Regions from separate parts of the Homo sapiens genome. Here region 1 is linked to region 2. The links are chromatin contacts, found by Hi-C in ENCODE. All regions are on one chromosome and are shown on one strand. The core of a region is the stretch at or near the end of the contact, and the rest is flanking DNA. Distances in the headings are between cores, read along the strand shown.

The links. A loop is a pair of places that touch in the nucleus more often than their neighbours do. Pooled maps may share reads with other maps.
Region 1: a loop to region 2 is called in a map of ascending aorta, with 2.3 times the contacts of the local background. The contact joins the enhancer-like site here to the promoter of ZNF503-AS2 in region 2. A Hi-C loop is called at or near these places in 2 of 168 maps with a recorded cell type or tissue (aorta and ascending aorta) and 8 of 50 pooled maps.

The regions. Positions count from the first base shown.
Region 1 is chr10:76,395,220-76,400,223 of GRCh38, forward strand. The region is part of intron 6 of LRMDA (leucine rich melanocyte differentiation associated); the gene reads left to right. Among named protein-coding and RNA genes, the nearest start is that of KCNMA1-AS1, 490 kb to the right of the region's middle. RefSeq lists an enhancer at 1,540-3,775. Within about 2 kb of position 2,037, at least 10 of the 41 ENCODE cell types and tissues checked have a DNase peak (open chromatin) inside an H3K27ac peak, as active enhancers do; they include ascending aorta, where a contact is called at or near this core.
Region 2 is chr10:75,399,279-75,403,966 of GRCh38, forward strand. ZNF503-AS2 (ZNF503 antisense RNA 2) reads left to right here and starts at 2,250. Exons shown (of 2, transcript NR_024421.1): 1 at 2,250-2,983. ZNF503 (zinc finger protein 503) reads right to left here and starts at 2,486. Exons shown (of 2, transcript NM_032772.6): 1 at 1,827-2,486; 2 at 1-1,096. The coding sequence starts at 2,141. RefSeq lists an enhancer at 1,488-1,988.

The DNA of each region.
Region 1 (5,004 bases), core at 787-3,286, 1.0 Mb after region 2:
GTCCTCCCTCAGCTCCAAACTTTTCAGAGCTTTTGCTCAATGACTCCACCCCATTGTATCCTTGGCTGACTCTCATAATTGCCTCATTATTATATTTTCTATATAATATGCATCTTTGGATTCATAGCCCAACAATCTCAGCTGGTTCTCCTCTGTAGTTTGTTTAGCAGACAATTGTAGTCATTGCCCCTCAGCCCATACAACATGGGGGATCTGGATGGAAATGAAACGCAGACTTGGCTCATCAGAGGGCAGCTTGGCTTCACTTGTATGCCACAAACATTGTCACCTCATAACACTGACAGTAGTCACTGATGAGCACATTTGAACCCATTCCCAAAAGTGCATTGCCTCCACACCACATGAATTAGAGCCATTTGTGTTATTTTGCTTATGTGTTCTTTTTCTTTTCTCTGTTGTGTATTCAGATTCCCATATTAGTTTTCCTTAATCTAAGACTTACATTAGATGACTCTAGCCAGACTGTCAAATTATTTGAGAACTCTCTTTGTAGCTCTAAATCTAGGGTAGTACCTGGTAGTCAATAATTATTTATCAAATGAATGGATATTTTTCAACACTTACTGGCAATCAAGAAATAATTGTATTTCTAAAACAGTGTGAAAACACGATGAATTGAATTGAATTGGCGAGAATAGAATATAAACTGCATAACTGTAAGAGATAGTACTATACAATAGTGCTGATGACATTTTGTTTTGCTTTATTTTATTTTATTTATTTTCTGGGGCTGCCTGATACAAAAAGTTCCTTGTGAAAAGAGAAGATTGGAATCCAATTAGTAGATTGGAATTGATGAGTTAGTTAAGGGCTTTAGCATCCTACCATGGGCTGTGGTTTTTCCCCCTGAACCTATGGGCATGTTTTGATTGAAGATGATGGCTGGAAGCTGCCACGTTTGAAGGGCTAGAGAAAGAGCCTGGGTTTCCTGTGTCAGATGATACAAACTAGAAACTAGAAACGCTACATGGTAGGGAGGCAGTGGGGGACAGAAGAAAAGACATCATTATTCTTTGTCTCTTCTTTTCCCTGGGGGAAATGTTGGCATCCAAATATTCAACAGTAGGTTGACATGTGGAAAGTGGCCTAGCCAAAGGATCTGTGGTGATCGGGAGTCATAAATCAGATATGAGAGGGAGAGACCATATGGTGCAGAAAGAAAGTGACGATGCGATTCTTTCAGCTATAGCCACTCACGTGCACTCTCTTACCCAGTAGAGAGAGGGGCCCCTTTCCACTGTTTCTTTTCTACTTCCCCAGTGAACCTGCAGGAATGTCAGCTGAAATACCTTGCTCTTTTCTACACATTTCTGAATCAGCCAAGATGTCAGTGACCTGGAAAGGACTCAGGTGAGAGCCAGAGAAATGATTAAAGAGCCGGTGATGCCGATGATCCAGTGGGTGTCTCCTCTCCGCACCACTAGAACTGACTTATGGGAAGATAGTCAAATAACTAGATATGTGTTGTTTGGCCCAGGGCAGACAAGAAGGAAGGTATGGGGTAACTTGTCTCCAATGGAGTTGCCAACAGCCAATGAATTATTGTGTCTTTTCCTCTCCAAATGGACTGTCAGTATACATATATATATTTTCAAGTTTTATTGAAAATAGTTACCTCAAATTTACTTGCACTTATTTTCCTGAGAGTCTGAGGAATCACATTCTCATTGCTGCAGGCCCCCAGAAGTTTTGAAACAGCCTCTGCCACGCCACGCAACTCTACTCACCCAGAGAAATTGCCTTCCCTCTTTTCCCTCAACTTGTCTGGAGATGAAAAGGATGAGATTGAAACCCCTTTTCTTAGAGACACGTCCCCTCCCTTGCTGGTTTCTGGCTTCTCTTTTCGGTGTGTGAGCAAAATCATTTTATTAAACCATTTGTCAGGGGGCAGATGGGAAGTCTGTCTTTCCCATTAGTTAGCAGAAAGTGACCCCAGCAGCTGTGGAGGGAATCGGTCAAGCCATTGCTACCAACCAGACCAGGGTGGAGAAGGAGGCCGGGCTTTGCTCAGTTGTCACAAGGTCCCAGGCGGCTCCCCAGGAGCCTTGGAACTGATGAGGCCCTGTTTTTATTGGCCATGCCTGTGGTAGGCTGACTTCCTTCACTCTGAGCTTCAGGCCAGCCAGGGAAGGGGGCAGGGGCCACTAGCATTGGGAAGCTTTCGTACTTTGCCCTTAACACTCCATATCCCTGTTTAATTAATTTCCTAACTTTGTGGGGGAAAAAGATGAAATAAATAAGGCCAACTGACCACTTCATAATTTGTTTCTGAAGCTTGGCTGGACATAAAAGTCTCCCTTCCAAAACCACACGGCATAATTTATTTTACGATTCCCTCTCGGCACCAGGTCTGGGCTAACCTTGAGTTTGGAGGCTGTGCCTTCGCTTCCTGGTGCTGGTGGTCACAGTGTGTCCTTTCTTGGCAGTGGCCATGGGCCCAGCAAAACAGACCTCTGAAAGGCGAGCAGATTAATCATTTTGAAGGCATGCTCGCCTCAACAGTTCCCCTGCAGGATGTCGGAGAACCGGAGAGAGGGGACTGCTGTAGTTCACAAGGGGCATAGGGAAATGCCTGAAGACTCACAAAAACAAGGGGGTGAACAACAGAAAAAGAATGAGTGCTTTTAAATTGTACATGCTGGAGTTTTCACTAACCGAAAAGTATTACCAAAAAATATATTGCCACTCCTAGAGCACAAACTGTGATGAGTCCAACCCTTTTATTACAATCAGGCTTTCTCTAAATATATTATGCCCTGCAGGTCAAAATGATTTACTTCTCTATTTTGGGACATCTGAGTTCTATTCTACTGTTGCCAGTATGTTTTCAGCTGTGCCAGAACCGAGCAGGTCTGCGGCTCCTTTGTAACATCAAAACGGAGACATTTATCATTGAGATTTATCATGGGACAGCCTGCCAGATGGTTTGGGTATTTTAAAGGTGAACTGTTTGGGCCTTGATTAGCTCATGCGGACTTCTAGCTAAAGACAACTCTATCAGCTGCTCAGTGGAAAGACACTGACGTCCCCCTCCCCCCAGCTCCCTCCCTCTGTTCTTCTAGTAATGCAGAAAATATTAATGTAATGGCAGATGTGGCATAGATTGTCATTTCAGGAAGAAAACCAAGCCATAACCAATTCCACTGATTGCATTCTAATTATAATGTGACCTCCTGTTGCTTTGCATAGAGGCAGTATTCATTTCAGTACACCACTGTAAAACTTGCCTAGTCAACGACCCTCAAAGGGGCAATTGTAAGATTTAAGCTTGGATTTTTTTGCTCATACCAAAGTCCTTTATTCTGCCAAGCCTCTGCTGATTGGGCCAGAAAGAATGCATTTGATTATATAGACTAAACTTATTGGGAACAGAACCTCTGTGCTTTGAAATGCTTTTCATTCAAATTACATTCAGACATTCAATCAACATTGATTATGATATGGATTGGCAACAGGGAATGCCTTGGGTTTTTGGTCTGGCTTGAAAGTTTGCTGAGTTTCGTACCAGATAACAACTGGGAAGCCAGCTGAGTTTCCTTAACCTTTTCCATGAGTTTCTCAGAAAAGGATGGTTTCTCTTGGGAGGCCAGGAGTTCCTTATTCCCACTTGATGCAGTATTCCAAGATCATTTCTTCACTTGGAAAATTTGGGTCTTTGGGGCTTCCAAATTTAATTAACCTCTGATAGCTTTGGGAAATGTGTGCTCATTTGTGTTTATGTTAATAAAGTAGGTCCTTGACTTTGTGCATGAAAATCTAGGAGAATGCATCTTAGATTCAGATTCCAGGTCTAAAATTTTGTATCATGGAAGAAAGTGATCATCACTAATTCTGGTCATAGATGTTGTCTGTGTGATTTAGAGCAAGGCTCAGTTTTCTCATCTGCAAAATGAAATAAAGGTGATCCCAAGGTTTAATTTCTAATAAAGTTGATTTGAAAATACTAAGAAACAATATAATATTGTTATTATTATTTACATGTCAGTGTATGTGCTTGTGTTTTTGAGGGGCCTTTGCCTGCATCTAGACCTCTCTGTCTCTGGAAAAATCCTGGTGGGATCAGTTTTCGAAGTAGTTGGCTCTTGGCAGACTCGCAGACATACTAAAGTTTTTGTTTTGACTTGAAGGTCCTCTTCCGGCCCTTCTGAATAACTTTAACCTAAAAGTCAGGCTAGAATTCCCACAAGAAGAGAGTTGCCAGGGCATCCTCATTCCAAGCTATAAAATCACTGGAGATAGCTCCATTTTCTTTATCCAATCACATGCCATGAGCTGTCATTTGTGTACAGATGTCTCTCAAATATAGATTTCCAGCCTTCATAGCATTCCTGAAATTTAGCATTGCTAAGTATATGGTCACCTTGAATAGTATTCTAGGATCTCGAATTCAGTACGTTCTCTTTTTCCCCCCAAAACAATGGCAACCAGCCTCTCCTCTGTTCTCTCTTTCTCTTAACTGCTCCTGTAGTTCCAGTTACTAGAGTTCAAAACCTTGGAACTTTTATTTTCTCCCTTGTCTTTACTTCCCACATAGAACTAGTTGCCAAGTCCTGTGAATTATACCACTTGAAAATATCTGTTCTTCCTAAAGTTAGTGCTTTTTCATTGAGTCTAATCATTTCCTTCATGGCCTGTGTAATTTAGTCTTTCCACCAATCCAGTCATCCTACCATGATGTGGCAGCAGCTTCTAAGATGGTCCTTATAATATCTGTTATCTGGTGTTCATACCCTTGTGAGATCTCCTCCCCTTATGTGTGGATGGGACCTGTGATTTGCTTGTAACCAGCAGATTATCGAAAAAAGTAATGGGATGTCACTTTCATGATTAAGTGACATAGGATTGTGACTTCTGCCTTAGTAGAAAACTTTTTTCCTGCTGATCTTGATGAAGTAAGAAGCTATGTTGGAGAGGCCCACACGGCAGCAGCAGAGGGTGGCCTCTGGCCAACAGCCAGTAAGGAACTATGGCCCTCTACCCAAG
Region 2 (4,688 bases), core at 1,000-3,499:
GGTACACCAGCGGGTATCCGGACTTCAGCGCCGCAGCCGCAGCAGCCGGATCATGTGCGCAAGAAGCGCTGGCGGCCGCCGCCCCTGCCAGGTGGCTAGCGCAGTGGTAGCTGAGGCAGTAAGGGTCCCGGCACAAACTGGCTGTCATCACGGACGGCGGAGACGCTCCGGCCAAAGGGCTGGAGCCGGCCGGCTTACTGCAGCCCAGAGACCCGGCCGCGGCCGCCGCCAGCTGCGCCCCCACCAGGCTGCCCGGCTTGGTGGGGTCAAGTGCCACGCCGTGTGGCAGGAACTGGGGCGGGTAGCCGGCGTAGGCCCCGGCCAGGCTGCCTGGGTAGGTCATACCCGCGGGAGGCAGAGGGAACACTGTCTGGCCCGGCTTGTAGGGTGACACGGGAGCCACCAGCCCAGAGCCCAACACTGAGGAGGAGGTGGGCGCGCTGGGGCCGGAGCCGGAGCTGGAGCCCGATGAACCGCCGCAGTCCGAGCCCAGAGCCTTGCCTCCCGGGCCCCCATCCGGATGCTGGTTCACATCCACATTAATCCCGCCGCCGCAGCTAATCCGGCCGTGTGCCAGCCCCGTGGGTCCCCCTTCGGCCGAGGCGCCCCCGGTGCCCTTGCCACCGCCGCCCACGTCGGTGTCTTTCTTGTCGTCCTTGCCCTCCGGGGCACCCCCGGCCGAGGACAGCATACCTCCCGGCGAGCAGGCCGAGGCGCTGGAGCTCGGGCTGCCTGTCCTGGGCGTGAATGGCTGGCAGGTGGCGCTCGGTACCCGGAATCCCGACTTCTCCGACGAAACACCCCCGCCGCCGCCCCCGCCACCGCCACCGCCTCCACCGCCGCCTCCCGGCTCCTTCTTATCCGAGCCGGGTTTGGAGTACGGCTTGAAACTCGACTTGTCCTCCACGCCGATGTCGCTCAGCTTCAGGGGGCCCGATTTGGTGTCCTTGTCGCCCGCAGCACCGCCGCCGGCACCGCCCGCGCCGCCCCCGTTGGAGGCAACCGAGGAGAGTTTGGAGGAGGGCGAGGGGTCGGGCTTCCCGATCTGCGAACATGTTTGCGCCAACAGCGCCAGCGGGCTCTTCTTGGCATCGAGCTGCGGGGTCAGACGATGGGGGGGGAGCGTCACACAGAGAAAGAAGTGGAAACCCTTTAGAATCCTGGCTTCTGGGGTTCAAATGCCTCTCCGCAACAGCCCACGAAGATCCTCCCAGCCCCAAGGCGCAATTCTAGGCGGCACCCCCTCTTCAACACCCACTCACAAACATTCTCGCCGTTGGGAAAGGCAGCAGATTGCTCCCCCCGCCCAACCACCACCCCCAGCAGCATCTTTCCTGCCCTCTCTGAGCGCTAACTAGATTTTTAAAGAGCAAAATGTTTTGGTTTTCGGTTCCTAGACCCAGAACTGTACCCCCTCCCCACAAACACTCCTTAATTCTTCAGAGTAAGGGCTCGGGCGGCTGGCGCCTCAGAGGCTGTGTGCACACACTGGCTTCTGCGGATACGAAGGACGGCGACTTTGGAACCGTATTTCAGACCTCCGCCTGCCTTCGGTGCCGAGTGAAGGGGCCTGGGTCGGGGTAGGGGCTTTCATATCGAAAGGAGAAACAAGTATTGGCAGCCTTGCTCCCTAGCATGCACGCCCCATTCCACTTCCTCCCCCTTTTCCGCCCTAGTTTTGAGGTACGGAAGCAGTAGCCTCTTCCCCCATTCGGGAGCTGAATCACTCCGACCCCCCCACCTCCGCCCAGATCCCGAGAAAAAGAAAGCCCTAGGGTGGCAGCCAGGGTAGTGGTCCCAGTGCGATCCAGAGAGAGGGTCCTTACCTCGATGGGGCTGACCGGCGTGGAAGGCAGGGGCTGCAGGTACTCGGGGTGCAAAATGTGGCCAGTTCGTGCCGTCAGCATCTTCAGCACCTTGATTGGCAGGCGGTTGGCCTGGCGCAGGGGGTCAGAGGGGGGCACGGCGTGCACAAAAGGCTTGGTGCTGCCGGCCGGGGACGAGCCTGGGCCGGGGCCGGAGCTATTTCCAGAGAGCGCGCTGGTCCAGGCAGGGTCTGCACCGCCGCCTCCGCCTCCGCCGCCGCCGCCGCCGCTGTGCTTACTGCTTCTTAGGGCAGAAAGCGAGGGCGCTGTGCTCATGACCCACCCGCGCGCATGGGAGCAGCGGGGGGGAGGGCTCCGGGAGGCGCGGGGCGGGCTCGGGGCTGCGCGCTCGCCCCGGGAGCAGGAGCAGCGGGAGGAGGAGGAGCTGGCGCGGCGGCCACGGGCGCCCAGCGCGCCTTCTCGGCGCCTGGAGCCAGACGCGAGTAATCCTGGGTGGCCCGCAGCGGAGCCGTGGCCGGGCTAGAGGAGCCGGCTGGACTGCGGGAGTGCCGGGCGGCTCGCGGTGTCCGCCTCGGGCTGCTCCCCTGCGCTGCGTTCTCGCGGCCCCGCGCCGGCGCTGCGCTCTGCGATGCGAGCCGCTGCGTGTCCAGCCGGGGCTCTGGCGAGGAAACTCACTTCAAAAGCAGCTGCACCAAGGGGGAGATTAAAGCCTTTGCCGCCTTCCAATCAAATGGGAGCCCGAGGTGATTGGAGGGTCAAGGGGATGTGACGCGTCCCGCGCCGCCGCCGCCGCCGCTGCCAGGACTCTCAGTGCCGGTTTTAATGGGCAGCTCCCTCTTCGCCGCCCCCCTGTGTGTCCCCTCCCTCGATTTCGCTGGGAGGACGAGATGGACATTTATTCTACGTTTGCCATCCGCCGCCTCCCTCTTTTTTCCTCCTCGTCGTTCTTCCTTTCCCCAGCTCGAAAATAAACTGAAACCTTCTTTTGAAGGGGGGTGCGCGTGAGGAACAGACTGCGGGGGGTGTCCAGAAGGAGCACCGGTGGGAGTGTGGACACCGGCCGGACTGTCAACTCCAGGGGCGAAGGGAACCTGCACACCCAGTGTTTTTTCCTTCGCAGTAATCGAGATCCCGCGCGGCGCAGCGCAGCCACCAGGGTAAGAAGGCAAGGTGGGGAGCCGGAGCTGGAAGAAGCCCGCCCGCCCGCTCTAATTTCCTCAGATTCCGCGGCGGAGAAACCAGAAGCTAGATGGGCAGTCGCAGCGGCGGCGGCTCAACACCGCGAGGAGCGCTGGGCTCTCCGCCCTTCCCGGCCACGTGACGCCCGGGGACGCGTAGATTGGGGCAGCAGCGGGGGTCACATGTTTCCTCTGTTTCACCCTCAGTCTGTCCCCCAACCCCCCATTCTTACTCTCCCACCCTGTTTTCCTCCCTCCCCCCCTTCTTTGGGCATCTCCACCCCTCCATCAATTGTCAATGTTCCTCGACCGCAATCAATCAGTTATTTGTCAGCTCTTGTCAATCCTCCCGTGATTTATGTCAGCTTTTGTTGCTGATTACAAGGCGGGTGCGACTTGAAGGGAAAAAGAGAGAGGGAGAGAGAGACGGAGAGGAAGGAGGAGATTGAGAGGGAACTGGAGGAGGGGAAAAGAGGAGCGGCCTCCTGGGATGGGGGTGGGGTGGGGGCTCTAAGAAAAAGAATGAAAGAGGCGCACGGTGTCAGGAAAATGAATAGCGAGAGTAAAGTGCGCAGGTGCGCCCAGGGCGCCGAGAGGGGCGCGCAGGCCTGGAGTGTGCGCCTGCCCTCTCGGTGTCGGAGAGACGCCCTTCCACCTCTGGGAGCCTCGGTCTGTTGGGGTCGCGGAGTTCGGGCGCGGCTCCGGGTACCCGAGACCAGCGGCGGCAACTTCTAACACGGGAGATTTCCCGCCACCCCACCCCGCCGCCGCGAGTCCTCGCGGGGCGTGTTGCGTGCGGAGGTCAGGCTGCCACCCTCTGTAGTTCCCTAACCCCAAACTCGGAGACTTCTAAGAGCCACACCACCAAGGAACTTCTAGTCCTGGAGGTCAATGGTGGGGCAAACCTCGCCTCAATTCTTTGACCCCCTCGGGTCGTAAGCAGGGCTAAGAGGCTGCGAAGAAGAGGCCTGGCCATGGGTGTATGGGGGAAGAAACATCTCAGGCTCACTCATGCCCCCTCCCCGACCTTCTCCCACCTGCCGCCATCCCCGCAGGCTGGGGAGCCAGGGTAACTCGGGGCTGCTCTCTCGAATTTATTGGAACGCCGAGTCGGAATGAGCTGCGCTAGGAGAGCCGAGGGAAGGAGCGAGAGAGGGAGGGGGCGGCTGCCTGTGGGAACGCGGGTTCTTCCAGGGAAGCGGAGCGGGACTGCCGCGTTCCCCTCGATTTGCACCGTCACTCGGGTTGTTTGGGAAGAAAAGGGGAGGCGCTGTGCGTGCCACCGGGTACCTGGACCTGGATGCCCAGTGTGTATGCATGCCTGTGGCGCTGCGTGAGTTATCGGGGCTCTGATAGCGTCCGGAGCGGGTTCGAGGGTCTCCTCCAGGAACTCGCAGAAATTAGAGGGGGTGGGGAGGAGGACACACCCCCTTCCTCGGAACGACTTAGAAGACTTTGAATCTCCCCTCCTCCGCTTTTCCGCCCCGGCTCTTCTTTTGTTGTCAAGTCCTTTTGATAAATGGTGGGGCTGGGAGCTCTGGGAGTCGGGAGCCAGTCTGTGCCCGCGTGGGGGGCGGGGGCCGAGCCTGGAGACCCGGTTTCGACCGGCGCGCACCTGGGGCTGAGCCGGGTGCGCGCGGGGGTCGGGTCTGGAACTGCCCTTGGTATGCTCGCCCTCTCCTCT